7 separate regions of the Mus musculus genome follow, and all the other regions are linked to region 2. The links are chromatin loops, found by intact Hi-C in ENCODE. Cell type or tissue: heart. All regions are shown on one strand. Region 1 overlaps Tango6 (transport and golgi organization 6). Region 2 overlaps Sntb2 (syntrophin, basic 2). Region 3 overlaps Utp4 (UTP4 small subunit processome component). Region 4 has its middle 3.2 kb from the start of Zfp90. Region 5 has its middle 8.5 kb from the start of Sntb2. Region 6 holds the start of Sntb2 (syntrophin, basic 2). Region 7 holds the start of Tango6 (transport and golgi organization 6).

Region 1 (4,000 bases), 280 kb before region 2:
GCCGGAAGCTAGGAAAGCAAGGGTCAGGAAGTGGGTGAGTTGCCTTGTGTTTGGGCTGTTTTTCAGTCTGCGTGTGGGAGAAGGTGCTGGAAACCACCCTTCCCTGCTTTCAACCAGCATGGCTCCATTGGCAGGCTGAGCACAGACTAGAACTTTGTGTCTCGGAAGAAAATGCTGTTTAAGATAAACTGCAGGTTCCTTGCAAGGCTGGCAATGAGCTCTCGTTGCCCTGGCCTGGTCGTAGTTTGTCTCTCTGTGTCCTTGTCCCTAGGTGTATGTGGTGGCAAATGAACCTGTCCCAGTGTTGCTGGACTCGCTGCTTCCGCTCCTCCGGGTGTTCTTTTCTCTCTACTGTTTTACCCAGCAGAGTGTGTCTCACATAAGGTAAGCAAGCAGACCGGATACGCTTAGAATTAGAATCCCATTTGTCTGTAAACGGTCAAGTTTAAATTAGGGCGAGACTTTCTCTCAAAGTCAGGAAGATGTTTGGGGACTCTTACTCAGCCTACACAGAAAGAAAGAATGAGGATTTTGCAGGTTGAGGGAAATTGGGTGTAGTTTTGGGGATGATTTTCCATAGCCTATTCTGTACAGTAGAAGGGAAAGGTATCTCCATGGACCACCATGCCATTGTTTGATCGGTAAGAAATCCTGCGTTTTATTGTCTCTGGGAAGTGGGAAACCAGTGGGAGTTTATGATGCCCAAGTGGAGTGTTGGAGAGTAAGTTTGAAAAGTGCAGATTTGATGTGACTGCATAGTTTAACCTGGAATTTGGCCTTAATATGCAGAGTCTTCAGTATAGAAGAAAGGGGCTTCTTAGTCATCTACAATCCCCTTTCTGTGTTACTTTAAAACGGATTCAGTTAGGGGCTGGAGAGATGGCTCCACGGTTTAGGCGCCCTGGCTGCTCTTCCATTCCCAGCACCCACATGGAGGCTAACAACTGTAACGGCAGTCCCAGGACATCTGATACACAAACATAAGTACAGGCAGAGCATTCACACACATAACATTAAATAAATACATTTTTAAAAAGATTGATTTTTGGATTAGCTCTATTTTCAGTCGTTTGTGGCATTTCTTCCACATGGTAGGAGTTTATAGTTCCATCCTTTCCTGGGTCACTATGAAGACACTGTGTAAACTGGAGTCCCTAGAAAGGTCCCTGACAAATTATAAGCTCAATAACTCAGAGCAGTCATTAGTATGGCTGCTAATGGTGAAGAAAGACACTCAGCCCTGTAGTTAAGACTAAATGTCCAGCCTAAAAATAAAAATAAAATCTTTTTAAAAAGTAAAAAAAAAATTAAGTTCTCATAGCACCGTTCCATCCTCATCAAAGACTGACGGGGGAGCATGGGCCTACCCCAGCCCCTTCTAGTGAGTGGGGTGGCTTCTAGAGCCAAGGGTTAAGCTACCCCTGGGTGACCTCCAGGGCACTGTACTCTGAAATTTGTAAGATGCATGCTTCCCTGTCGAGTGTCAGCAGCCAGTGGCCGGGCAGCATTGGGATCAAGTGGAACCTGACGGTCATCGTGTCTTCCCCCCCCCCCCCCCCCCCCCCGCATAGCTTGCTAGCTTCATGGAATAAGATGACAAGCTCATTCATTCATAACTGCTTCATCTACCAGGTCACTTTGCCAAGAGATCTTGTTATGGATTCTGGTGAAGCTGGAAAGGAAGAAGGCAATCGCCAGCCTGAAAGGATTTTCGGGGTTGGACAAAACCGTGCCCACTCTCCACCCTCAGTGTCAGTTTAGAGCCGCTACGCACGGTGGCATCGTGATTACCGCCAAAGAGGCCATTAGGTGAGCTTACCAACCCCCGATTGTCACGCCTGACAGAAGTTTTTATACGACACTGTTCTGTGAGTCAGCCGCTAAGGGGCGCTGATGGAAAGGAAACCAGAAACAGGCAGCCAAGGCGCTTGCTATTTATAATCTTTAAAGAAACCAGAGCCTTAAATGATCCTCTGGGTGTTATTCCAAGATGCCAGCTAATAGTAGGTGTGGTTTGCTGGCGCCTCCCGGCTCTACACCGCAGCAAGCCCAGCTACTGCCCAGTGTTCGCCAGTGACTCAGAGCACAGGGCAGCACATGTTCACCGCAGCTCCCGAGCAGTCAGTCCAGTCTGTCTCTGACTCAAAGAGCAGGATGCATGTGTGCCTTATTACGATTATTACTGTATTTGTCTTGTCTGTGTCTGTGCATTGCTTGCATGCCTGATGGAGCAGAGGGTATCCAGTCCCTGGGAACTGTGTGGATATTGGGAATCAAACCCAGATCCTCCACTCCCACCCCAGCCTTATTCTTAGGGGAAATTGTCTGATTACTGTCATTGGTAATTTTGTAATGAGTTTGTTTCTCATAAGAATGGATTAGAACGTACTAAATAGACTTTAGTGGAGTGGATCATTTATTTCTCCAATGTCTCACAAGTATTTTATTTTATTTTATTCATTTTTTTGTTTTGTTTTGTTTTGTTTTATTTTTGTCCTGCTGAGACTGACCCTAGGGCCGCATGCACACTGGGCATCTGAGCTTTGCCCCTAGCGCCGTGAGCATGTATTTTAGACTGTTTGCGCTTTCTGAGATTTGTGGAGGGTGCTGTTTTCTCAGAACCTAGGCTTCCCTTGGCTGTCCACATGGAGTGTGTCGCTGGTCCAGCTGCTCACTTCCGCCACATCCAAAGAGTTGCTGCTTGTTGAAGTGCTTACATTTAACTTTATAGTCATGATTAATCTAGTGAACATTTAAAACATAAACAAATATGATTGACTTGACGAAAATAGAAAAAAATATGTATTAAAGTAGAATTATCAGAATGAATGGAAGCTTCCTGAGAACTGATGAATTTTAGCAGCTTTATCACTGTGCCCATTGAGTGTAAGAATTTAGAATTATTTGGCATGCTTAATTAGTGCACATGTATATGAAAACCCACAGTTCTCACTGAAATTACTATTTTGCTTCCTGATGAGAATATAGTTAGCAACCAGTGATTAAATGAATCTCCATCCACTGCCAGAAGCAACCACTCCTTAAAATCTGGGGTGTCTGCTCAGGTTAGGGGTATAGTCCTTTTGATATTATACACAAACACATACATACACACACACACACAAAAGTTACATGAACACCTGGGTTTAAATAGGGCCCACAGACACTTAAAGCAGTCAGAGTTCCCAAAAAATTGAAAATTTCATGTGTGTGTGTGTGTGTGTGTGTGTGTGTGTGTGTGTGTGGTGTGTGTGTATGTGTGTGTGTGTGGTGTGTATGTGTGTATGTGTTGTGTATGTATATGTATGTGTATATGTATGTGGTGTGTGTGTGTAATCATTTGTTCCCAAAGCAGCTGATCTGTTTCACCACTTTCCTTTCACCCTGCCATTAGCCCAGCAGAAGTTTCCAGTAAGAAAGTGTTTTAAAGAAAATTTAAGCCAGGCACAGTAGTACACACCTTTAATCCCAACATTTAGGAGGCAGAGGCAGGCAGATCTCTGTGAGTTCAGAGCTAGTCTGGTTTTCCTAGCGAGTTCCATGCAGCCTGGGCTATATAATGAGACTGTCTCAGAAGAAACAGACAAAAACAAAAGCCCAGCTCTATTTGAGCGCTTAGATAGGAGTGTTGGAGGCAGATCTTTTTAAACTTCTTTATTGTTGCTGCTTGTTCACTATGGAGCTCAGGTTGGTCTAGAATTTACTGTGTAGTCCAGGCTGGCCTCAAACTTGAAGCAATCATCCTACATTAGCCTAAGTATGTGCTATAGGGATGAACCACCACACCCAGCATCAATGATCATTTTCTTTAGACACACCTGACCTTTTTTTTTTTTTTAATTTTTCAATAAATCATGTCTAAAGCCACTTCCTTTACAAATCTTTTCCTATTTGAGAAATAAATGATCATACAGACTAAAGCAGTTTAGCTTCTAATAATAAATACCTTGCATTCTTCAGCCCGAACATAAAGGAAAATATTTTCAAGATCTGTCTGAAG
Region 2 (4,000 bases):
GCACAGCACAAATTATCAGCTTTATCCATCTTTTTAAGATTCTACATGATGAAATATGAATTATTAAGCTGAGAAATTGCTTGTACTTCATTCTGAAGTATGATCTGGTGAGCCATGCTGCAAGGAAAAGGGCTGGTGTTCCTGAGTCCTGAGCTGAGCTCCAGCTGCTCCTCATGAACTTCAGTTTCCCCTTGGAGGAGGGACTGATTAATAGCCCACCATGCTCAGTTCTGTGTCTAAAATGACTGAAGTGCTCTGTCATCTAAGGAAAACACTGGTGCTAATTGTTGCCTGTGATAAAAATCTGTTTTTCAAGGGAAATTATAAATCCGGATAAGGTTTCGATGCTGCATATAAGGAGAGCATGCATGTTTTGGATTTTTTTGTGATGCTCATTTCATTTGATATAAAATCCTCAAAGTTCATCCATGTGATAGCTGATGATAGGACTTCCTCTCCTAGTTCACTGAATGGGACGTGCCATTGTTTGTTTTGTGTGTGGTGTTTTGATTTGTTTTAGGCCGGCCTGAAATTAAGCATTTTTTTCTGTAAATGAATGTTTTGCCTCTATGTATGTCTGTGAATCATGTGTGTGCCTGGTGCCTATGGAAGACAAAAGAGGGTATAGGAGATGGTTTTGAACTGCCATCTATCAAACCCAGGTCCTCTGGAAGAGTAGCAGGTGTTCTTAACCTGAGTCATCTCTCTAGCCCCCGAAGAATTTTCTGCATCTCTTTTTCTGTTGGTAGGTATTTTCTTTCTTTCTTTTTTTTTAAAGATTTATTCATTTATTATATGTAAGTACACTGTAGCTGTCTTCAGACACTCCAGAAGAGGGAGTCAGATCTCGTTACGGATGGTTGTGAGCCACCATGTGGTTGCTGGGATTTGAACTCCGGACCTTCAGAAGAGCAGTCGGGTGCTCTTACCCACTGAGCCATTCTCACCAGCCCGGTATTTTCTTTATGAAGACAGTAAGTAATATCCTGCCTCCTGTGACACCAGGGACTATTCTATCAGATTAAAGGATATCAAAATATCATAATTTGGGGCTGGAGAGATGACTCAGTGGTTAAGAGCACCGACTGCTCTTCCAGAGGTTCCTGAGTTCAATTCCCAGCAACCACATGTTGGCTCACAACCATCTGTAATGAGGTCTGGTGTCCTCTTCTGGTGTGTCTGAAGAGAGCAATGGTGGTGTACTCATATGCATAAAATAAATAAATAAATCTTTTAAAAAATATCATAATTTGGCTTTGAAATGCATTCATCCAAAAACTGTTGAAGGTAATGATCACCTTAGCTTTCTGTTCTATTTGTGGTCCTAGGTTGGTTCATTCAGGTTCTGGATGTCGGTCACCCTCCCTTGGATCTGACCTGACCTTTGCTACCAGGACAGGCTCTCGGCAGGGCATTGAGATGCATCTCTTCAGGGTTGAAACTCATCGGGATTTGTCGACCTGGACCAGAATACTTGTTCAGGGCTGCCATGCTGCTGCTGAGCTGATCAAGGAAGTCTCCCTAGGTAGAGATACTTTTGTTTGGCCTTCCTATCTATCTCTCTCTCTCTTTTTCTTTTTCCCCTCCCTTCTTCCCTCCCTCTCCCTCTCCCTCTCCCTCTCCCTCTCCCTCTCCCTCTCCCTCTCTCTCTCTCTCTCTCTCTCTCTCTCTCTCTCTCTCTCTCTCCCCCTCCCTCCCTCCCTCCTTCCTAACTTCCTTCCTTCCTGCTTGTTTTTGACAGGGTCTCACACAGCCCAGCCTGGCACTCTTGATCCCCTGCCTCACCTCCCCAGTGCTGGGGTCACAGGTGTGCACTCTCATTCCTGGTCCTGGATTCTAACCATAATTATTAGTTTTTTCAAGCCTTATCTTTATCAGTGTGTGCACATTTCCTTGTGTGTACATACATGCCATGAGTGTGCAGGTGCCCCATGAGACCAGAAAAGGGCAGACAGTGAAACAGAATTTGCTTTTGTGGGTGCTGAGAATCAAATTGGAATCCTTTAGAAAACCAAAGGATGAACCTTTAAAAGCTAAACCATCTCTCCTGCCCTCTAATAGTAATTAGGTGAAGTTACTCAGCTGTAAAGTAAAACCATTGTTTTGCATACTGATTGTAAGCTATTAAAACACGGTAGCTGAAGTGGTGGTGGAGGAAAGAAATCTGTTATCTGTCTAAGTACCAGACCTTTCCCATGCCTGCCATGTAGCACTGACCACCATACTACCACGTGGCTTTTTCACTGTGTATCATTGTAATCTACATTTAATAGTGTAAGAACCCAGGCAATAAGAATTAGATGCACTGACTACAGTTAAGAAGATTTGGCACTTAAGGCCATCCATACGCCCTCAAATACAAGTATCTGGCAGTTTGTGGCTGTGGAAAATAACGTGTATGGAGTAGGAGTTTCTCTTCAAAAGCTTGAAAATGTCTGTCCAACATTCAGGAGTTGGTTGCCTCATTTCCACTCTGGGCGCTCCCTCTAGTGGCGAGTCCCTGCTGGTTGCTTTGTTCCACAGTGGATGTGCCCCTGGTGGCAGACATTATGAACTTGGTGTTTCATATACACTCTGTAAACATACAGGTATTCCAGTTTGCCCTTCCGTTTCATGAAACAAGGGTCAGTGTGGCTTATATACAGGCAGTGCCTTAAGCCCCTCCTTCCCTCTCCAGATGACTCATACTCCTGACCGGATTAAATACCTGAAGGACAGACAGTATCAGTCCCCTTCATTCATTAAATCAACAAATATTTGCTGAGCACTATTTAGCAAGAGCTAGGCTTTATAATGATAGAGATAAAGTAAATAAGATCTACTCCCTGTCCCTGACCAGAGAGATGTGAGGAGAGGACAGACGCCATCCTGTTGTTCTCTGTAGTTAGTTTGTGGAGAGACTAATAAGGCGTTTTTTTCTTACACCATTGACCAGGGATGCTACCCCAGCCGTTCATAATTTGTTGTTTTTAAAAGTTTCTACTTACCAGTGAGCATAAATTCCTGGTGTTTTCCTCTAGTAATATAATAGTCACCTTAGTTGTCAATTTCTGGGGCCTACTCCCTTCGAAGTTGTCCTATAATGCTCAAAAAGCCTGAGTCAATCAGAGTGTCTGTCTGTCTGTCTCTCTCTCTCTCTCTCTCTCTCCCTACCCCCACCCCATGTGATGTGTGTGTGTGTGTGTGTATGTGTGTGTGTCTCCCCTCCCTCCTTTCCTCCCCCTCTTGCTTTGATCTGTCTCCTGCTGTGCTATAGGGTCAGGTCAAAGGACTCTCCAGAAACATTGAAACCACTTAAAACTACAAAACTAAACAACTGATCCCAGTAGCAGGATTTGTAGAAAACATTATTAGGAGGTCTCTCAACACCAGTCTTTGATTTTAAGAAATACAGACTGGGAGATGGGAAGCAGAGCTCAGTATCGCCATGGAGAGGCCTGGGATTCGGGCTTCAGCACTACAGAAAGAATAAACAAACAGGCATGGGCTGGGAAGGTGAATGCTTGCCACACAACATGAAGGCCCAAGTTCAGTTACCAGAACCCATGTAGACATCCAGCTGCACTGGCTCGTGTGTGTACGTCCCATGTAGACATCCAGCTGCACTGGCTCGTGTGTGTACGTCCCATGTAGACATCCAGCTGCACTGGCTCGTGTGTGTACTTCCCATGTAGACATCCAGCTGCACTGGCTCGTGTGTGTACTTCCAGGGCTGGGCAGGTCAAGGCAGGGATCCCTAGGACTCACTGGCCAGCCAGTCTAGCCAAATAGGTGAGCCCAGACCAAGGAGAGACCTTGTTTCCAAAACATAAGGTGGATAGCACCTGGGGAGGACCAATTCATAAGGTCTCTACACACAGGTACCTGTGCATGCACACAAAAATACAAGATAGGTAATATGTAATATGATTGACATTCATTTCAGTGTAACCCCGATTGACTCCTGGCTTTAGTATGTTATCTTAGAGTGTCTTTCTATTCTGTAATGTCCTGTGATGTG
Region 3 (4,000 bases), 96 kb before region 2:
TTTCCTCCCTCCTGCGAACTTCACCCCTTCCTTTTCAGGATCCCATTTTGGAATTTTAAAACAGTTCGACCCAGCTACCATTTTACTCCCTAACTATATGTTCAGGCATCTAACTCCATGTATGCTTGCCTGTGCAGTTTTGAAAAACTAAAACTAAACGTGTGCCTTTCTTACTTTTCAGGGAGCATAATTCGTAAGATGGTTTTAGATAGGCAACACCTGGGAGTGACTAAGTCCAGGTGCATAGTGTGGGGTGTTGCCTTCTTGTCCGACGGCACTGTCATAAGTGTGGACTCTGTTGGAAAGGTGCAGTTGTGGGACTCTGCTACTGGGACACTCGTTAAGAGTCATCTCGTCGCAAATGCTGATGTGCAGTCTATTGCTGTTGCTGATGTGAGTATGGTCGCAGCCCAGGTCTTCCCTGAACTTACGGTCCTCCTGCCTCAGCCTCTGAGTAGCTAGGATTTAGGCTTGTGTGACAAGCCTATCTTCCAAGTCAGTCGTAGGTCTTTCCTTTCCCATACAATGCTTATGTGACTTAGAAGGATTCAGTTTTTTATCACAACTAACTTTCTTGTTATTGTTAATTTAAAGCTATTTTTACATGTTTCTGCTCATACTAAGCGTAGTTTGTATATAGTTACATGTCACCTAATGGCGGGAAGGATCACATTCTGAGAAGCCCATCGGGTGATTTCAACATTGTATGAGCGTCATAGAGTGTATTTAGGCAGACAGATAGTAGGGGAAGCTACTGTGTTGCGCACCTAATGTACCAATTGTGTGTACTCTTTTTTTACACAACTAACAACAGAGAAATTTAAATCCTTCTAAACCGTGTAAGCAGTGACATCATAGAAATCCATACCGTGTTGAAATCCATACAAGTGTTGAACTTCATAAAGATGTTTTACTAAGCTGACAAGATGGCTCAGTGGGTAATGACACTTGGCGCCAAGTAAAGAGAGAAGAGATGCAGTAGATTTCATTTAAGAAGATGCTACCTCTAAGGAAGTACAAATACTAAGTGCCTTGTTTGAAAGTGGAAGAGGGTTAGGTTATCTTTCAAGATTTGTAGCAGAGAGAAATCTTGTCTCAAAAAGCAAAATAAAATTTTTTTAAATTATATGTACTTTTTTATTTTATGTACATTGGTGTTTTACCTGCATGTCTGTCTGTGTGAGGGTGTTGAATCCTCTGCAATGGGAGTTAGAGACAGTTGTGAGCTGCCATGTAGTTGCTGGGAATTGAGCCCTGGTCCTCTTGAAAGAGCAGCCAGTGCTCTTAACCACTGAGCCGTGTCTCTCTAACCTCCACTTTTTAATATGCATGAGTGTTTTACCTGTGTGTCTCTGGATCCCTTGGATCTGGGGTTGCAGACAGCTGTGAGCTGGCATATGGGTGCTGAGAATTGAACCCAGGTCTCCACCACCCCACCCCCTTTTAAAATAAATATTTGATTATGTGTGGGTGTGGATATGCGTACAAGCGTGTAGAAGTCAGAGGCTTCAATACGTTTGGAGCAGGAGTTCTGTAGAAGGTTGCAAGCTGCATTATGTGAGTGCTGGGAACTGAACTCGGGTCCACTGACAGCAGTAGTGCCCTCAACCTCAGAACCAGCTCTCCAGCCCGAAGGTTTTAAAATCTTACAGCAAGATAAAAATCTCCCACCTAAACCAACCTAAAGTACAGTCTAACGGTATGCTTACACCAGCTTCATTGTGAGTTTTGAGTAATGTTTTATGTACAGCTATGATGTCACTGGGAATTGGGAACTTTTTTGGATGATATTTTGGCTTGTCATTAAATGTGTAGCTTGTGACTGGCCATACTGATTGACACAATTGGCCATACTAATTGGTAATGTTGTCAGCAGGGGGCGCATGGCTACCCATGTTTGAGCTTGCTTCTCTGATGGAACTGCTACTGGGAGCCTCCCTGCTAATTCAGGGCAAGAGGGGTTTTTTGACTTTTTTTTTGTCTCCTGAGCTGCCCAGATAGAAAACCTGAAGGAATATTTTCCTGTCTGGTATGTTTTGTTGACATCTATCCCCTCATGATTTAATTTCTCAGCAAGAAGACAGTTTTGTGGTGGGCACCGCCGAGGGCACGGTATTCCATTTCCAGCTGGTGTCCATGACTTCCAACAGCAGTGAGAAGCAGTGGGTGCGGACGAAACCGTTCCAGCATCACACTCATGACGTGCGTGCTGTGGCCCACAGCCCAACAGCCCTGATCTCAGGAGGTAGGTCCTCCCCCAGCCAGCTGCTCCTGGCTGCCGGTTCTGGCTCAGGCTGTTCTCTTCATGAAAGCCATCTCTTACCGCATGTTCCCACAGGCACCGACACCCACCTGGTTATTCGGCCTCTCATGGAGAGAGTGGAGGTAAAGAATTACGATGCTGCTCTCCGAAAGATCACGTTCCCCCATGTGAGTAGCCCCCTGGCACCCTCAGTATCTCTCCCTCTGCCCAGTAAGACAGCTCGCACTTCCTATGCTCTCTTCATTGTATTCTGAGGCAAGCCTCCTTGAAGACATCCACTATGTGTACATGTACGTGAATATTGTGATAATGAGGAGGTGTAGGTGTTGGGAAGGTCTTCTCAATTTGTAGGATGGTGCCATCTACCTTGAAAGGACCACTACTAGCCTGGTTCTCCACCTAAGGGTAGAGCCACCCACCCTTACAAACAAGCTAACCAGACTCCCATGAAGCACGGTTACTGAGGGCGGGGTGTTTCTCCAGAAAGGAAGCTCAGGACGATGTTTGCACTTTACACACACAGTTTAGGCCTGGACATGTGCGCCCCGTGGTCCCTGCAAACAAAGCAGCTCATCTTGCAGCTCGTAACTGTCTGTACCTCCAGGTCAAGAGCTCTGTTTTTATCTCTTCAGGTACTGCATGAATGTGGTGCACAGACATATATGCAGGCCAAACACCCACACACCTACAGTAAAAAATCCACATTTTTCATGTATGTGGTTTGATAGTCAGACATAGTCCTCATTCCCCCGCCCCACCTTTGACTTTAAAGACAGGATTGGATTATGTAGTCCTGTCTGGCTTTGTTATCCCTACATAGAGTACACTAACCTTGAACTCATGGAGCTCCATTTGGTACCAGGAACTCAGTGTCTCTTGGCTGAATCCTTCTCTGTCCTTCTCTATCCCAGTCTGAGTCACCATTCGTGGATTCCTTTTCAGGGACTTCCTTAAGAATTTCCTTTTTTGTTTGTTTTGTTTTTAGACAGGATTTCTCTGTGTAGCACTAGCTGTCCTAGAACTCTTTGTAGACCAGGGTGGTCTAGAACTCAGAGATCTCTTGCTTCTGCCTCCCGAGTGCTGGGATTAAAGACATGCACACGTGACCAGCTTCGTAGTCTCCTTTTATCAACGTCTGTGTCGTGCTACCCTATGCTCCTTGGGTTGTTCTAAAAGCACCGTGTTCATTTCTCTGTGTTTAAAAAACCTTTGGTTGCTATTGTCTTCAGCATAGAGCCCTAAATGTCTGGTGTGTTTGTGGAAACCTGTGTTGATCTTGGACTGTCCTGTCTCATTCAGCTTTTCCGTTCCCAAAAGTCTTTTCCATGCTGCTTTGCATCTGACCTTGAGGCACAATGAGAGGTCACACGCCCTTTCCTCCCTGGGACTTGTTACCTTGCCTTCTCTGCTTGACTAATCTTTACCAGTGAACTACTTCTGTTCTGTATATATTCCACGAGGCTAAGTTAGATGTGCTTTCTGCTCATCCTAGGTTTGTCCGTGTTAAATCTTGCACCATACCCTATATATAGCATGACTGCCTAGTCTATGTCATTTCTTTAGACGAGTCTTTAGGTCAGTGGCTATTTCATCACCATTGTGGTCTTGATTCCTAGGACAGTGGCTAGACTGTAGTAGGATTTAGGATATGTTTATCAAATAAATGAAGATCTAGGGTGTTTCGAGACTGTGTCTCAGTAAGTAGACTAGATTGGCTTTGAACTCACAGAGGTCCAC
Region 4 (4,000 bases), 590 kb before region 2:
AGAGAACATGCATACCAGCAAGTCTATCTCGGATGATTAAATGGCAGTGGATAAATTTAACTAACGTGAGTAATGGGGACATGGAGGGGAAGTGAAGAGACATAGAATATTCTAGCAACATAAGGAAATGAGAGGAAAATGACTTTGCAACAAAATGTCAAACGTCTGTGCCTGGAGGAGATGTAATCTGGCCATTGCAGGCTCAGGGGAGCGGGGGAGTCTGCGGTTATTTCAAGTAAGTTTTAATTCACTTTAATAACAAATGGCTAAATCCCTTCAGACCCATGTCCTGGAACAGAACTGGGAGTCTGAGAGAGCCGTCTTTGTTAAGAGGGGTGGTTTCTTGTTCGTTGTGTTTGTTTGCTTGTTTTTTAAGTTGTGCTTCTATCCAGCCAGCCAGCCAGCCAGCCAACCATTTATTTTTGATTGAGTGAAACTAGCTGGTCCCCTGCCAGTCTACAAGAGATCCGAAACAGCTGAAAAGACAGAGATACCTGAACAGAAAGTATCGATGTAGACCTAACACTTGGTTCATGGGACTGACCTGTGATTGAAGGAAGGCTTGTGGGATGATACCATAAGGGCTTGAACGTCACGCTGGAGGATTGAATGAGTTCACCAGACAGACGACTAAGCCGGGAGCAATCCACACAGAAGGGCTTGCTTGAGACAAGGGTGACAGTACCACGTGCAATACTGGGGTGCTTGTTTTAATCATGGCTGGAAGGGATAACCAGGAAGAGGAGATGGGACGAGAGGAGAGGAAGGCCAGGGAGGAGATTCAGGACCATTAGACCCCTAATGAGAAACATCTCAGGAAGAAAGAGCCTAAAGACATGACCCCCTTCAATCCACCCACTGCCCAACTTAAGCCTCAGCCTTCAAAACGCAACTCAGATAATCACTTCCCCCAGAAGTCTTTCTGCCTGGCTCAAGCTGGAGTGGATTACACTTCTCCTATGCCGTGTCTTCCACCCACTCCTCCACACACACACACACACACTTCTGGGTGCCTTCCTGGATCCTGTCTGTGGGATCTTCTCCCAAAGATGGATAAAGTACTCTGGAAAAGAGCAATAGTTCTCAAGAAGAGGAGAGGAGAGGAGAGGAGAGGAGAGGAGAGGAGAGGAGAGGAGAGGAGAGGAGAGGAGAGGAGAGGAGAGGAGGCAGGGCAGGGAGGGAGGGAGGACAAGGCCTAGTTTAACAATGTGTCCTTTAAGAAAAAAAAATATAGCCGGGCATGGTGCCGCACGCCTTTAATCCCAACACTTGGTTGGCAGAGGCAGGCAGATTTCTGAGTTCGAGGCCAGCCTGGTCTACAAAGTGAGTTCCAGGACAGCCAGAGCTATACAGAGAAACCCTGTCTCGAAAAAACAAAACAAAACAAAACAAAAAATTCCTTTTCTTTGTGAAGCTCAAGATTAAACAAAGAACTTGTACACATTCCAAGATGGAATTCTGGCCCGTTAATTGCCTTTTTTTTTTTTTTTTCAGAGACTGGGTCTTGAAAATGTTAATAAATGAAAACTTGATTCTTGAATCTTTCGGAAATAATGTCTTGACAGCGGAACGTCATGGCAGTGGCCTGCACTGTGTCAGTAAGCACACTGACCTCAGCCCTAGCCATGCACTTCTCTGAAAATGGGGGGCGGGGTGCAGAAGGACATGAGAATCTTCTCTAGGGAAAATCTACTAAGGGGAGGCAGGAAGTCAGGCCAGAGACTCACCTGTCACAAGGAAGAGTTTACAGCACAGGGAGAAGATCATTTGAATCCCACATGTGACATTCAGTGGTTTGGTAAGTTTCTTATATACTGCTTATATTCTCCGAAGCTATTTTCTTACATGTGCAATGCAGATTAGAATATCTATCTTATCCACACACACACACACCCAAAAAAAACAAACAGGGATGGAACCTAGGATATAATGCATGTGCGGCGAGGGTTCTACCACTGAACTATAACCCCAATCAATTCTATTGGTTCTTAAATTCAAGTTAAGATAATGTATGTAAAACGCAAGGCCTGGTTCTGGCAGGAATAAATTTGCCAAAGTACCCGGTATGTTAGATTTTTAGAACAGTAATGTGCCACAGTGACCAGCAGATGGCGATCGATGCCAGCGGTCTGAAGAACGCCTTAGGGTCCAGGCACAGGAGGTGTTTGGTTTTACTGGAGCAAGGTGTGGTGGCTCCTGTAATCCCGGCACTCTCAAAGCTGAAGCAGCAGTATCGCCTGAGCACAGCCTGAGTTATTATGAGTTCAAGCTAGTTTGAACCACGGGGAGGAAGTGAAAGAGTGGGGAGGACTTGCTTCCTTGCACCCCAGCAACCTAGAGTGAACTCAATTCAGCCTCAGACGACGAAAGCTAAAGTTATGCTGACCCAAAGCAGCGTTCAGGAAGTATTCTCTTGATTTGGTGTCTTGGTGAGGGCAGGAAAACAGTCAGGAACTGAGGTTCCCTGTTCACAGGTTTTCGTAACTGAGCCCAGGTACTTTCAATAAGGGCCCATCCATCGCCTCTCACTAATTTTGTTGGATGCTCCTGTGTTACAAAGGCTATCTCAGCTGGAAGGCTGAGCCCACTGCTGATCCAGTGTGCAAGAGAGGGCCAAATGGTCCTGCCTGTTATCCTACAGCGGGTGCGGAGTAAGGCATCTGGCGTTATTAACCGGTTTCTTTGGCTCCCCCAAGCTTGAACAAGGTCACACTGAGTCCAGTATCCACCTCTTAGGCAAAAAAGGGTGGCCTCTTGCCCACCAGGGCACCAGGTGGGAGTGGGGGAGGGCACTACTCGGATACCTGGGGCTCTTCCTCCGTGTCCCAGCACGTTCTGTCTTTTCCATCTCAAAACCCAGGAATCTGAAGCATATGTGGAGGCCGTTGTCAGAGAGACAGCTCTAAGAGGCTAGACGTCTGGTAGTTCTGTGAATGTACAGTTCTGAACTTGCTGAGGACACAAACACTCCTTGATCAGCTTCTTAATTCTTGTGTTTGGCACCAAACAATAACCGCTACCCAGGGACCAGGGCAGAGAGCCACACTTACCCTTGGAGGACCCCGTGGCTAAGAGCATCCTAAGGGTCCCGGCTTTGCAGGTCCACTCCTGGACCATGAGAAAAGAGCATCATGCGCTGTGCCTGTTGATCCAGGGAGTCGCTACTCACAAGCTTATCCCTGCTCTCACTGCCTGCACGAAACAACCACCTGAACAGCCAACCGCAAACCGGAACTAATTACACCTCGACCTCTGGCAAGCCCCAGCCCTTGTGCGGGACAATTTAGAGAGTCAATAAATTCTTCTGAGCTTGGGTTTTCCATTGCATGCCTTACTGCTGTGAATGCGGCTCCTTGCCTACTGAAGGGTCTAGTTGGTCCCTCTCCAATGGCAACTTCAGGCTTTATAAACAATGGTCTTTGAACAAACTGAAGCCCCCCACCCCCCAATCTTGTAGACAATGCGTACAAATAACGTCATAGGGCCAGAGAGACGGCTGGACGGGTAAATGCACTTGCAGAGAAAACCTGAAGGCTTGAATTCAAACGTCGAAAGGTGGAAAAAGACAACCAGCTCCCAAGTGTTGTCCAACTTCCCTCTCCCCAACACACACAGACACACACACACACTGACACAGTCACAGAGATCGTTCTGTCTCTGCACCCACCACCACTCCCCCTGCAAGAATAAAAGGTATGGGCAAATACGTTTTACATACATACATACATACATACATACATACATACATACATACATACGTTTGTTTGTGTTGGGGTCCCTAGGAGATACTCTGGCCCCCATCTGTGAGCTGTGTGGCTGCCAGCGCTGGGGAACGAGCTGTAGTGCCTGGTGCCGAGCCTTACCCTAGCCTGTGTTTTGTGCTTCTTACTGAAAGTTCTGCCTTAGGAATCCTTCTAGGGTCTCTTAAACTTCTGTTTTGTGCGTATCTGTCTGCTACTGTTGTCTAGTGTGGAAAGTATTTGCAGAGTTTCCAAGGGGT
Region 5 (4,000 bases), 75 kb before region 2:
GCATCGACTCCAGCTTGCTGCTCTTGCTTGAGTTCTACAGAGAAGTTTGGACCAGAGACTGGCCTAGATGTGGGTTGGGTTTTTTTTTTTTTTTTTTTTTTTTTTTGCCAACACTACTCAAATGACTTAATAAACTCATTTCTCCCATATGCTGGCAGGCAATCCGATCTCTTTGCCATGGAAATAACAAAACTTAGACTAAGAATAAAAACTTGGAATACTGCAAGTTCGAAAAGGTTTTAGGAAGCTTACTTTTTAGCATCAAAACTGTTCAGGTGGCCATGGTGGTGTAGGTGAAAGGCAGAAACAGGAACCTCGGGAGTTCAAGGCCAGCTTCTACATACTGAGTTTTGGCCACATAGACCCTGTCTCCAAAACAAAAAACTTTTGTTCCAGGGCTGGGCATGTGGCTCAGTGATAGAGTACCTGCTTGATATGCAAACAGCCCTGGGTTCCATCCCTGCCACCACCAAAGGGTGGGGTGGGATCCAACCTCAAGTGCAATTTTTTGTTTTTTGGTTGGTTGGTTGGTTGGTTGGGGGGGGACGGGGACGGGACACAAGGCTCTCCTGGAACTTATTCTGTAGACCAGGCTGGCCTCAAATTCATAAATATCTTCTTCTGCTTTTGAGTGCTGGGAGTTGTTGTTTGTTTGTTTGTTTGAATTTCTTCCTAAACATCATGCAGAGGACCCCCAAAGAGATCCATGATCACTTTGTTTTGTTTTTTCCTTTTCCTTTTCTTTTTTTTTTTTTGTTTTTGTTTTTGTTTTTGTTTTTGTTTTATCAAGACAGGGTTTCTCCATGTAGCCCTGGCTGTCCTGGAACTCACTCTCACTCTGTAGACCAGGCTGGCCTCAAACTCAGAAATCCGCCTGCCTCTGCCTCCCAAATGCTGGGATTAAAGGCGTGAGCCATCTTCGCCCAGTTTTTTCCTGCCTCCTGAGCTCTGGGATTAAAAGTCTGTGCTACCACTGCTTCCTGTTTGGTTTGGTTTTATTGTTTTTTTGGTTTGTTTTTTGTTTTGGTTTTGGTTTTGGTTTTTTGTTTTTTGTTTTCTCGAGAAAGGGTTTCTCCATGTAGCCTTGGCTATCCTGGAACTCACTGTATAGACCAGGCTTGCCTTGAACTCAGAAATCCACCTGCCTTTGCCTCCCAAGTGCTGGGATTAAAGGCATGCGCCACCACACCCAGCTTTGTTTTGTTTTGTTTTTTTGTTTTTTTTTTTTTTAAAGATTTATTTATTTATTATATGTAAGTACACTGTAGCTGTCTTCAGACACTCCAGAAGAGGGAGTCAGATCTTGTTACGGATGGTTGTGAGCCACCATGTGGTTGCTGGGATTTGAACTCTGGACCTTCGGAAGAGCAGTCGGGTGCTCTAACCCACTGAGCCATCTCACCAGCCCTGTTTTGTTTTTTTTTTTTTGTTTTTTTTTTTTAAATGCCTAAAAAGCACTTGGGATGCAGAGGCTAGTCAGTCTCTTGAGTTTGGAGGCCAGCCTGGTTTACATAGTGAGTTCTAGGTTAGCCAGGACTCCACAGGAACCCTGTGTGGAGAGGCACCTTAAAAATCTAATGAATTTTAGATTTATTTTATGTGTGTGAGTCCTTTGCCTGTATGCATCTTCACCACCTTCCTGTGAGTGCCCATGGAGGCTGGACGAGGGGGTTGAATTCCCCATCACAGAGTCACTGGCAGCTCTGAGCCACTGTGTGGGTGCTGGAAATTGAACCTGAGTCTTTTGGAAGAGCAGCCAATGCTCTTAACCCTCTCTAGCCCCGTAATTCTGTTTTAACCTGATTTTCCACGACGCCATTCTATTTGCCTTGACAAATACCTTGGAAAAACAAGGGAGGAAAGATTTATTGCAGCCCACGATGTCAGTCCTCAGTCCACTGCTTCCATTGCTGTTGGCCTGTGGTGAGGCAGAACATCATGCTGGCAAGAACAAGTGTGGGAACGAAGATGCTCACCTCATGGTCACCAAGAAGCAGAGACAGAGGGAGAAAGGCAAGTATGTCTTAGGTATGGCCCTGTGACCTACTTCATCACAACAACGTATAGAAGAACTTGCCACTCTCATGATCCCTTCCTATCAGCACCACTAGCCAGGGAACCACTCCTCTAACACCTGATCTCTCAGGGAGTGTACTTAGTGCACCAACCAACATCCCCAACAACACTAATAGAAACCCCATAGGCACCACTAGGTGGCGAGGCACATTCCTGTGCTTGTAACCCTAGCACTGGGAGGTTAAGACAGGTTCAAGGCCATAATCAGCGGTCTGGCAAATTCAAGGCCAGCCGGTACTATTACTTTTAAAGGGCTGGCAAGGTGGTTCAGAGGGTAAAGTTGCTGGCTGACAAACTCAATTATGAACCCAATCCCTGAGACACACATGGTGGAAGGAGAACCAACTCTCAAGAGGTGGCCTCTGGCTGCCACATTCTTTTTTTTTTTGAACTTGATGTGAGATTTATTATTGAACAATTTGGTAGGGTATAGGAGAGAACTATTGAAGCCTTCAGGAATGCAGGGCTCTCCACTTGTCCAGAGGACCACGGTTGGGGATATATTTGACACCACAGCCATCAGGAATGAGCCACTTCTCAACAACCATGTCTTCAAATTCATCTGCATTAAACTTGGTAAAGCCCCACTTCTTTGAGATGTGAATCTTCTGGTGGCCAGGGAACTTGAACTTGGCTCTGCGCAGAGCCTCAATCACATGTTCCTTATTCTGCAACTTGGCTCGGATAGACGTGATGACCTGGCCAATGTGAACCCTGGCCACTGTGCCCTGGGGCTTCCCAACGGCACCACTCATCCCTGTCTGGAGCCTGTTGGACCCAGCACAAGACAACATCATGTTGATACGGATGACATGGAAAGGGTGGAGCCTCACTCGGATATGAAAGCCATCCTTGCCACAACTCTTTACCATGTATTTGTTGGCACAAATACGGGCAGCCTCCAGTGCTTCAGAAGAGAGTTGCTCATATTCATCTGACACCATATGGCCACAAAGTGGGAATTCATCAACTTTCGCTTTCTTCCATCCCAAATCAAAGATTCGGATCTTAGCATCAGGGACACCACGGCAGAAACGAGACTTTGGGTATGGCTTGTTCTTACAATACCGGTAACACTGGGCGGGGCGGCGGCCCATGATGACAATAGGATCGTCAGTGGCGTGCCAGAGGAAAAGAGCTGGCTTCTACATTCATACTGTGGATACACAAGCCCCCCAAATAAAGAAAGAAAAATTTGAAATTGTAAAAAAAAAAAAAAAAAATCCAGGTTCACACATGTGATCCTAGCATCTAGAAAACAGAAGCAAGTTCAAGGCCAGGAGCGGCTACAGGTTTATAGCTAGATTCTGGGGTTCTTGTTTTGTTGGATTTTTTTTTGTTGTTTTGTTGCTTTGAGACAGGAGCTCACTATGTAGACCAGTCTGGCCTCAAAGTCTCTGAGATTCACCTGCCTCCTAGGTGCTAAGATTAAAGGCTTGTGTTACTATCCTGGTTTTTGTTTGGGGGCCTGTGTTTGTTGTTTTAACAAAACAACAACAATAATAAAAACAGGCCATCAAGATGGCACACGCCTTTAATTCCAGCACTCCGGAGGCAGAGGCAGGTGGATTTCTGAGTTTGAGGCCAGCCTGGTCTACAAAGTGAGTTCCAGGACAGCCAGGGCTATACAGAGAAATCCTGTCTCGAAAAACCAAAAAAAAAAAAAAAAAAAAAAAGATAGCTCAGGAGGTGAGATAAAGCATCCACGTTAGTTTGGTGGCTCCTGGAGCAGAGTGGAGGCTGGGTGAACCTTCAGGCCACTGAGTTGTGAGGCACTAAAACTGTTAGAGCTGATAAGAGGAAAGTGGTCGTTTGTTTATTTTTAGATCTTATTTGAATTTCATGGCAAATTATGTAATTTCCATAATTGTCAATAAAAAAGCACTGGTGATTTTCCATAACTAAAAAACAAAACTAAACTGCT
Region 6 (4,000 bases), 67 kb before region 2:
AGAACAAAAGTTTTTTTTGTTTTTTTTTTAATTGTGGATGTTAGGTCAGAGTCTTTAAGTTAGTCTTTCCTATTTGTTCCTCTACCCACTTCCTCTACCCTAGGGAGCTGGCAGTAGATACATACACTAGTTAGGATAACAGACGCTCTATTTTATTATACTGAGGGTCCTCACACAATGTTCACTCTAAATCCCTAAGCCTATCTCCCCAAGGCTGCTCACCTGTGCTACATAGCTTAGCTGAAGGTCAGGTCCAGTAGCTAGCAGAAGTCTCTGATTTAAGGGTCAGGATCCTAGGGGTGGGGGTGGGAGGAGGAGACTCTCCAGCTGCAGGGCAGGTCAAAGTGGCCTCTCTCCAGATGAGAAGAACAGAGCACTGTCTGCTTGTCCAGTGGGCGTCAGATCTTGGGCTGTCTGGTTATCTTAAGTGACATCATTGAGGTCTGGTTATCAGGTATCAGGTGCAGCCTTGGGTATAGTGGGGATCCTGACTAAGCTATTTTTTGTTTGTTTGTTTAAAACATCAAATCTCACTACAGATGGTTGTGAGCCACCATGTGGTTGCTGGGAATTGAACTCAGGACCTCTGGAAGAGCAGTCAGTGCTCTTAACCGCTGAGCCATCTCTCCAGCCCCATTTTTTTTTAACATATCTAAAAGACTTTTTTTTTTTTTTTTTTTTTTTTTGCTATGGTCATTACATATAGTCTTGTTATTGGCTCTGCAATTAGCAAAATCACTGACTCTTTAGCTAACAAATCTTTATACGGTTTCTTGGATGGTCATCTACATATTCGCCAAAAAAAAAAAAAAAGATGGAACCCAGACTAAGACTGGCAAACTTATAGAATCAAGACAGAACCCTTCAGGACTTGGTTATTTGAAGCCTTGCACACTCACTACCTAATTCCACTAACCTTATGTCTTGTTCACATTGGCAACTTCCTAAGGAATCATCACAGATGGTTAATTTTTGTGTGTGTGTGTGTTCACTTGACTGGGCTAAAAGACGCCTGCCTGGATGGACAGATGTAAAACCGTTCTGGGTGTGTCTGTTTCCGGAAGAAATTTTTTCCATGGTGACCTGAGTAGAGAAGATTGTCCTCAACAGTGGGAACCGGCACCATCCAATCAGGTGAGGGCTGCCAGGGAACAGTAAGACGCGGTATACTCACTCTATGAAAACTGGGACATCGCTCTCCTGCCACACTTCAGGGCTCCTGGTTTTTCATGGACTGGGCCAGCTTTTACATAGTAGCTTTCCACTCCGACCCTGCTCCCCCGCTTCTGCCCCCTCAGGCCTCTCTGGTCTTCTGATAGCTTCAGATTTCTACCTAGTCCTCAGGTCTTTGGATTTGGATTCAGAGCCTTTTTCTGCAGATGGCAGATTGTGGAGTTTAGCCTCATAATCTTGTGGCTAATCTCGCACAATCTTTGTTAACTATATATACCCGTTGGTCTGTGGGGAACTCTAAAACATCAGCATGCTGCAAATGTCTTTGACCTTGCGCACTGTGGGTTCCCAGTGCTTAAGAAGACAGGTCCCGGGCTGGCGAGGTGGCTCAGTGGGTAAGAGCACCCGACTGCTCTTCCAAAGGTCCAGAGTTCAAATCCCAGCAACCACATGGTGGCTTACAACCATCCGTAACAAGAACTGACTCCTTCTTCTGGTGTGTCTGAAGACAGCTACAGTGTACTTACATATAATAAATAAATCTTTAAAAAAAAAAAAAAAAAAAGAAGAAGACAGGTCCCCTCTAATTACAGGCCAGCAGACAGGTGATTTTTAAAAGCAGTGACAAAGTCTTGGATCCACACCTTTGATCCCATGTCACTTATGCTGTGTCCCCTGCTTGTGCTCACACCAAGACTAACCAAATGTTGTTTTATCCTGTTCTTAGGGAGGTCTGCAGTCTTTTTAACCACAGAGAATCACACCTAGCTGGTTGCCTCTGTTTTTCTTTCCCATTAGACCACAAGCTCTCTCGGCTGAGGTGCATTTTATTCAGTGTGTCTCTAGGGCCTTAAAAGGAGCCCAGCACACCTCTGAGCGCTCAGGGCTGCTTTTTTTTTTTTTTTTTTTTTTTTTTGCAATGAACCAATCAATGCAAGAATGAACGCGCCAACCCGGCCCTGCAGGATCGCAAAGAGCCTCTCTACAAGCTGACTTTGCTCTCCCTGCCCGGGCAGCTCTCGTAGAAGAGGTGAGGAGTTCGAGGAGGTCACGGAGAACCAAAGCAAAGGACGGCGGGGTGCCTCGCTGCACGAGGCGCTGCCCACCTCCGAAGAGCTTTCAGTGAACCAGGACAACCTCGCCTCCCGGAAGCGGCCTCGCCGGCCTTCCCCCCGCCCCTCCGGAAAGTGGGCGTGGCCCTCATGAATAATGAATCGCCGGGGGGAGGGGAGGGGTCCGCCCCCCTCGGGCGGGAAGGGGGAAGCGCCGAGGCTGCCTGACTGGAATCGGGGGAGCTGCAGCAACGGCGGCTGCGGGAGCAGGGCCGGCCATGGCGGTGTGGACGCGGGCCACCAAAGCGGGGCTGGTGGAGCTGCTTCTAAGGGAGCGCTGGGTGCGGGTGGTGGCCGAGCTCAGTGGCGAGAGCCTGAGCCTGACGGGCGACGCCGCCGCAGTCGAGCCTGAGCCGCCGGCGGCCGCCTTCAACGGTCTTCCGAACGGCGGCGGCGGCGAGTCTCTGCCCGGGAGCCCGAACCGTGGCCTGGGGCCGCCCAGCCCTCCCGCGCCGCCCCGCGGTCCCGCGGGGGAAGCGAGCGCCTCGCCGCCCGTGCGCCGAGTGCGAGTGGTGAAGCAAGAGGCGGGCGGCCTGGGCATCAGCATCAAGGGCGGCCGCGAGAACCGGATGCCGATCCTCATCTCCAAGATCTTCCCGGGGCTGGCGGCCGACCAGAGCCGGGCGCTGCGGCTGGGCGACGCCATCCTGTCGGTGAACGGCACCGACCTGCGCCAGGCCACCCACGACCAGGCCGTGCAGGCGCTGAAGCGCGCGGGCAAGGAGGTGCTGCTGGAGGGTGAGCGGGGGCCGAGCGGGAGGCGGCGGGGTGGCGGCCTGGGCTCGCCTGCGCGCACTTTGTTTCTGCCCACCCTGACGCCTGTGCGGGGCTCGCCGGTTCCCTCCGCCCCGGCCACCAGACCTCCTCTTGTGGGGCTCCAGAGTGTGGAAAAACTGAGGCGTCCAGCGAGAAGAAAGTTGGGCAGCCACCGAAGTGTTACTTTACCGCCCCTTAGCGAGACTCAGCTGAGATTTAGGGGGTGGGGGGAGCAGCAGCCGCGTGCGAAGCTCACCCCTAAGTCTTGCACGATAAGCTGACACTAAGCACTAACTACCGGGAGAGCGATCGGCTCGAGTTCTTTAGTCTCCTTTTTTTCCCTGTTGGGAAGCGTTGGTTGGACGCTTTCTTTAGTCACCTCGGGCTCCCCGGGCGGGCCGGTCTATTAAATCCATCCACACCGATGCCAGCAGTTTGCTTGGGCAAACCACCAAAGCACTGGTTAATTTATGGGAATTTAACCCATCATTGGCTCTCAACAATAACCAGAGAAGATCACAGCACTTTGTGGAAGGCAGAGAGCTGATACAGCAAGTTTGTGAGGTTAATGAGCCTTGTTTAACAGTGGAGGCTCACGTGTTTGAGCATTTTACTGCCAACTAGAGTTTCGCCCCTTTTGCAAGAGCCCGGTGCCAGCTTCCTATCGCTGGCAGGCGTGCTGCCGCAAGACCAGTAGACATTTTATAAGAATCCTGAAACGGGTACCATCACATATGTGTGAATAGCCTTTACCTTAAGTGTAGATGCGATCTTGTGTGCAGCGTTTCACGCGTATCGATGTAACTGAGGCAGAATTAAATCTCATCTCCAAAGACTCATACATGTTGAAGGTGATGGAATATTGTAAGTGAGAAGCCAGTTGCTTGCTTTAGAAATAATTGCAAGACCAGCTCCGTTTTTCGCTGTTGAGTCAAGTCATTCCAGGAGCATTTATTGCT
Region 7 (4,000 bases), 320 kb before region 2:
ACCCTCCCAACTAAAAACTGTTCCAAGAACATTTTTGAGATAAAGGCCTCCTGGAACAACCTCAAAATGAACCAGGTACTCCTTAGTTACGTAGGTTCCTTGATAGGACATGACTCCTTAGTTACGTAGATTCCTTTGGCAGAACTCCCTAGTGATGTAAACTTGTACTTTCCCTGCCCAGTTCTCCCCCTTTGAGTTTTACTATATAAGCCTGTGAAAAATTTTGGCTGACCGTCGATTCTCCTCTACACCACTAGGTGCCACTAGGTGTATGAGTTTCGACCCCAGAGCTCTGTGCTTTCATGTTGCTGCTTTATTTCGACCCCAGAGCTCTGGTCTGTGTGCTTTCATGTCGCTGCTTTATTAAATCTTGCCTTCTACATTTTATGTATGGTCTCAGTGTCTTCTTGGGTACGCGGCTGTCCCGGGACTTGAGTGGTCTGAGTGAGGGTCTCCCCTCGAGGGTCTTTCACCATCACCCAACAAAACCAAGATATTCCAATGGGGCTGTCTGTAGCTAACACATTCACAGATACAGGATATGTGTGTGTGCGTATTTATCTTTAGATTAAAGAATTATTTATTTTACAGTTATGAGTATTTTGCCTGTACGTGTGTCTGTGCCCCACATGAGTGGCTGGTCATCTTGGAAGCCAGAAGAGGGCATTGGATCCCCTAGAATTGGAGTTATACATGGCTGTGAGCCACCTTGTAGGCGATGGGAATTAAACCTGGGTCCTCTACAAGAACAACACCACGGATCCATCTCTCTATCCCAGTGTGTATTTACTTTTAAATGTCAGAAAAAGGAATCAGTAATACAAAGTTGAATATTTTTTGTTACTGTTACTTTTGGGGAGAAAGTTATGAACTTGTCTTGCCACGTCAGCTTCCCTGAACGCTGGTGTCATTGGTGTGAGCTTCTCTTTCAGGGTCTATGTACATCTGTGAACTTTATTTATTGTGTTTCTTTCAGTACTTGAAAATTTACATACTAAAATGTGTATTATTTTTACGAGAAACTATTTCTGTTCCCTCCCCCACCCCCTGGGTTGAAGTACTGAGGACCAAACTCATGGTTGTGTGCTAGAGTGTTATTACTGGATAACATTTCCAATCCTTCATAGCTTTTAGACGGTCTCACTAAGCTGCCTTCACTGGTTTTGAACACGTGATTCTCTATAGCTGAGATTTAGAAGCATGGGCCACCATGCAAGACTACTTGTGTTTTTTTTCTTTTTGTTTTTGAGTCAGGGTCTCTCAGAGTTCCTGGTTGGCCTTGAGCTTACTATGTATGTAGACCAGGCTGACCTTTGGTTCTAAGTACTAGACTTAAAGATACATGTCACCACATTGGTCTTTTATTTTACCTTTTCAATTATATTTTCTTTCTTTTTTTTTTTTTTTTAAAGATTTTATTTATTTATTATATGTAAGTACACTGTAGCTGTTTTCAGACACACCAGAAGAGGGCGTCAGATCTCGTTACGGATGGTTGTGAGCCACCATGTGGTTGCTGGGATTTGAACTCTGGACCTTTTGAAGAGTAGTCGGGTGCTCTTACCCACTGAGCCATCTCACCAGCCCCCTATATTTTCTTTTAAAAAATATTTTGTAAGTTATGCTTGTGCATGCGTGTGTATGCGCATGAGTTGCTGGACCTGAGTTTGCAGGCTGGTGTCTGATAGGGATGCTGGGAATTGAACTGGGGCGCTCTGGGAGAACACAAGAAACTGTATCTTGTTTTTTTTTTTTTTCCCGGAGAAGGGGCGTTCCAGACAGAGTAGGCCCCGCCCCAGGTCTTGGGCCCCGCCCTCCAGCAGAGGACACGCCTCCGCCACATTCAAAATGGCGGCCGCGCTGGCCCACTTGGGTGTTTGAGCACGTCGCAGGTCGCTCCACTCCAATCATGGCGGCCTCCGGACCGGCGGCGGCTGCGCCGAGTGGCGTTCTGGTGACATGTGGTCTGGAGCAGGTTCTGGAAGCGCTGAAGTTGCTGCTGAGCCCGGGAGGTGAGAGGACGAGTCTCGGCGCGGGGCTGGACCTGAGGCTCGCGGGGTCGCGGGTCACCCAGGCTCGCCCTGGCTGCTACCGCATGTTTCCCGCAGGCCCTCCCGGCATCTCCATCCCCACTCCCGGGAGCGCTTGGGCTCTGTGCAGTCTCACTTAAAACTTAAACTGAAGCTCCAGGAAAGGGCCTGCAGTCCGCTGACCGCTGATGCCGGCCGAGGTCCGTTGGGCGCCTCGCTGAGCAGCGGCTTCGGTCCACTGTTTGCTCCAGCACAGCCCTGACACAGGGACTGGAGACGCCTTCACACAGGTGTAATGTGATGTCCCAACCGCTTGAGGGCTCCGAGCCTGGTGTGCACGCTTGAGATTTGTACAAAATGCCAAGTGACCAGAGATGCCCAGCAGGGACGTTTTTTGGCTGAATTTGAGGAAGATTTTTAAGGGTTTCTGTTTTGGTATCAGAGGTGCACAGTCACCTTTAATCACTTGTTGAGTTAACTTCCCAGTTTAGTATTTGAAGAGACCTTGGGAATAGTGAGACCTTGCATTCTCACTGTTGAGTCCCAATTTGTGGTGGTTTGAACTGCCTCTGCCTCCCCAGTGCTGGGATTAAAGGCAAGCATGACCATTCACACCTCCTGCCCCTTTCTTTCTTTAGACAGGGTATCACTGTATAGTTAAGGTTTGTCCTGGAACTCACACCTCAAATCAGGTGGTTATATTAGAGGGATGTCCATGGACCTAGAACTCAGTTCTGCCTGATCTCCTTGTCAGACTAAGGCAGATTATTCAGAATAGAACTTCTGATGGCATCTGGAAACGTAGAAGGGTGTAAGAAAATAGGATCCTAATTATAAGCACAGCATGTCTGGGTGCGTGTAGAATTATCAAGGTAAAGGCAACGTGTGTGATTACAAGGTGAACACTCTCGGTCTTAAATGTCGACCCCCAAACTACAGCTGCAAACATTACAGAGTACTTAGTGGGACGTGAAAAGCAATTAGTAGTAGATGATTGCCTACTAAGCGCCAGTCCCTATAGTCCATTTACTTGTAGATCATTTAGTCCTCACAGCAGTCTCCTAAGTATTAATAGGCATTAATTTTTGCAGAGGAACATACATGTACATTGGAAATTGCCCAAAGTAAATCAAGTTCGTGACAAACCTCAGTTCCTTCACTAAAAGCTTGCAAAATATACTCTCTTGCCCCAATTAAGAGTCAACGGCAGGATACGTATTTTATTTATTTATGTTTGAATGCCTATTTCTGTGAGTGTATGTATGCTGTGTGCATGCAGTAGCCCACAGAGGCCAAAAGAGGGTGTCAGTTTATCTGGAACTGGAGTTACAGGCAGTTGTATCACATGGGTGCTAAGACCCAAACCCCAGTGCAGAAAGTGGTCTTGCCCAATGAACCATCCTTCCGGCTTCCACATTAAAAGGAAAAAGAAAAAAAGATTATTTTATTTTTTTAATAATATGTATGTGTGGGTATGTATGTGTGAGTGAAGTTATCCAGAGAAACCAGAAGTGTCAGATCTCCCTGGAGCTGGAGTTATGGGCAGTTGAGGCATCTGACATGGGTACTGGGAACTGAGCTTGTACCTTCTGTCTTTTAACTTACTAATGGAGAGATCCCTTGTTCAGCATTTGGCAGTCGTAGCTATTGGGTTGGTTTAGTTTTGATTTGTTTTTTCCCCCAGTTTTGAGATAGGGTCTCATGTACCCCACATAATGAAGGGTAATCTTGAATTTCTGTACCATATAATGAACTTAAATTTCTGATTCTTTTACCTCAGTCACCTGAATGCTGGGATTACAGGCCTGCAGTGTCACACTGGTTTATGTAGTACTGGGGCATCAAACCGAGGGCATCTTGCCTGCTGGGCAATTAGTCTACCAGCTGAACTACATCCACACCACTGTTTCCAAACACTCTTGTTTGGAAGGGGAAAAAAAATAGTATGCTAAAATTCTTCGTTTTTAAAG

The links. Peaks named below come from ENCODE experiments on the same cell type or tissue, not always from the same donor. Only the 100,000 strongest peaks of a DNase experiment are listed, where the experiment ranks them.
Region 1: a loop joins it to region 2, with 2.6 times the contacts of the local background. A loop is called at or near these places in 18 of 42 quality-filtered maps.
Region 3: a loop joins it to region 2, with 5 times the contacts of the local background. A loop is called at or near these places in 14 of 42 quality-filtered maps.
Region 4: it touches region 2 in a loop (2.5-fold over the local background); 2 of 42 quality-filtered maps call a loop at or near these places.
Region 5: a loop joins it to region 2, with 6 times the contacts of the local background. A loop is called at or near these places in 20 of 42 quality-filtered maps.
Region 6: it touches region 2 in a loop (3-fold over the local background); 19 of 42 quality-filtered maps call a loop at or near these places.
Region 7: it touches region 2 in a loop (5-fold over the local background); 15 of 42 quality-filtered maps call a loop at or near these places.

What each region holds. Positions count from the first base shown.
Region 1 is chr8:106,716,338-106,720,337 of GRCm38, forward strand. Tango6 (transport and golgi organization 6) reads left to right here. Exons shown (of 18, transcript NM_173037.1): 8 at 272-384; 9 at 1,633-1,809. Among named protein-coding and RNA genes, the nearest start is that of Tango6, 35 kb to the left of the region's middle. In heart, a CTCF peak has its summit at 1,884; a DNase peak (open chromatin) is centred at 1,894; H3K4me3 peaks cover 487 bases; H3K27ac peaks cover 671 bases.
Region 2 is chr8:107,000,182-107,004,181 of GRCm38, forward strand. It overlaps Sntb2 (syntrophin, basic 2), which reads left to right. Exons shown (of 7, transcript NM_009229.5): 5 at 1,329-1,525. Among named protein-coding and RNA genes, the nearest start is that of Gm22085, 7.4 kb to the right of the region's middle. In heart, no CTCF peak of the experiment used is centred here; a DNase peak (open chromatin) is centred at 2,490.
Region 3 is chr8:106,904,052-106,908,051 of GRCm38, forward strand. Utp4 (UTP4 small subunit processome component) reads left to right here. Exons shown (of 17, transcript NM_011574.2): 6 at 182-393; 7 at 2,074-2,245; 8 at 2,339-2,430. Among named protein-coding and RNA genes, the nearest start is that of Utp4, 12 kb to the left of the region's middle. In heart, a CTCF peak has its summit at 1,869 (motif pointing right); DNase peaks (open chromatin) are centred at 1,910, 2,210 and 3,630.
Region 4 is chr8:106,410,086-106,414,085 of GRCm38, forward strand. No RefSeq gene overlaps it. Among named protein-coding and RNA genes, the nearest start is that of Zfp90, 3.2 kb to the right of the region's middle. In heart, a CTCF peak has its summit at 2,104 (motif pointing right); a DNase peak (open chromatin) is centred at 2,276.
Region 5 is chr8:106,925,241-106,929,240 of GRCm38, forward strand. It overlaps the pseudogene Rpl10-ps2. Among named protein-coding and RNA genes, the nearest start is that of Sntb2, 8.5 kb to the right of the region's middle. In heart, a CTCF peak has its summit at 2,221 (motif pointing right); a DNase peak (open chromatin) is centred at 1.
Region 6 is chr8:106,933,299-106,937,298 of GRCm38, forward strand. It overlaps Sntb2 (syntrophin, basic 2), which reads left to right and starts at 2,442. Exons shown (of 7, transcript NM_009229.5): 1 at 2,442-3,023. The coding sequence starts at 2,504. In heart, CTCF peaks have their summits at 2,485 and 2,687; DNase peaks (open chromatin) are centred at 1,173, 2,383 and 3,013; H3K4me3 peaks cover 2,188 bases; H3K27ac peaks cover 2,120 bases.
Region 7 is chr8:106,681,244-106,685,243 of GRCm38, forward strand. Tango6 (transport and golgi organization 6) reads left to right here and starts at 1,825. Exons shown (of 18, transcript NM_173037.1): 1 at 1,825-2,012. The coding sequence starts at 1,910. In heart, a CTCF peak has its summit at 2,338; DNase peaks (open chromatin) are centred at 1,948 and 2,248; H3K4me3 peaks cover 1,158 bases; H3K27ac peaks cover 1,031 bases.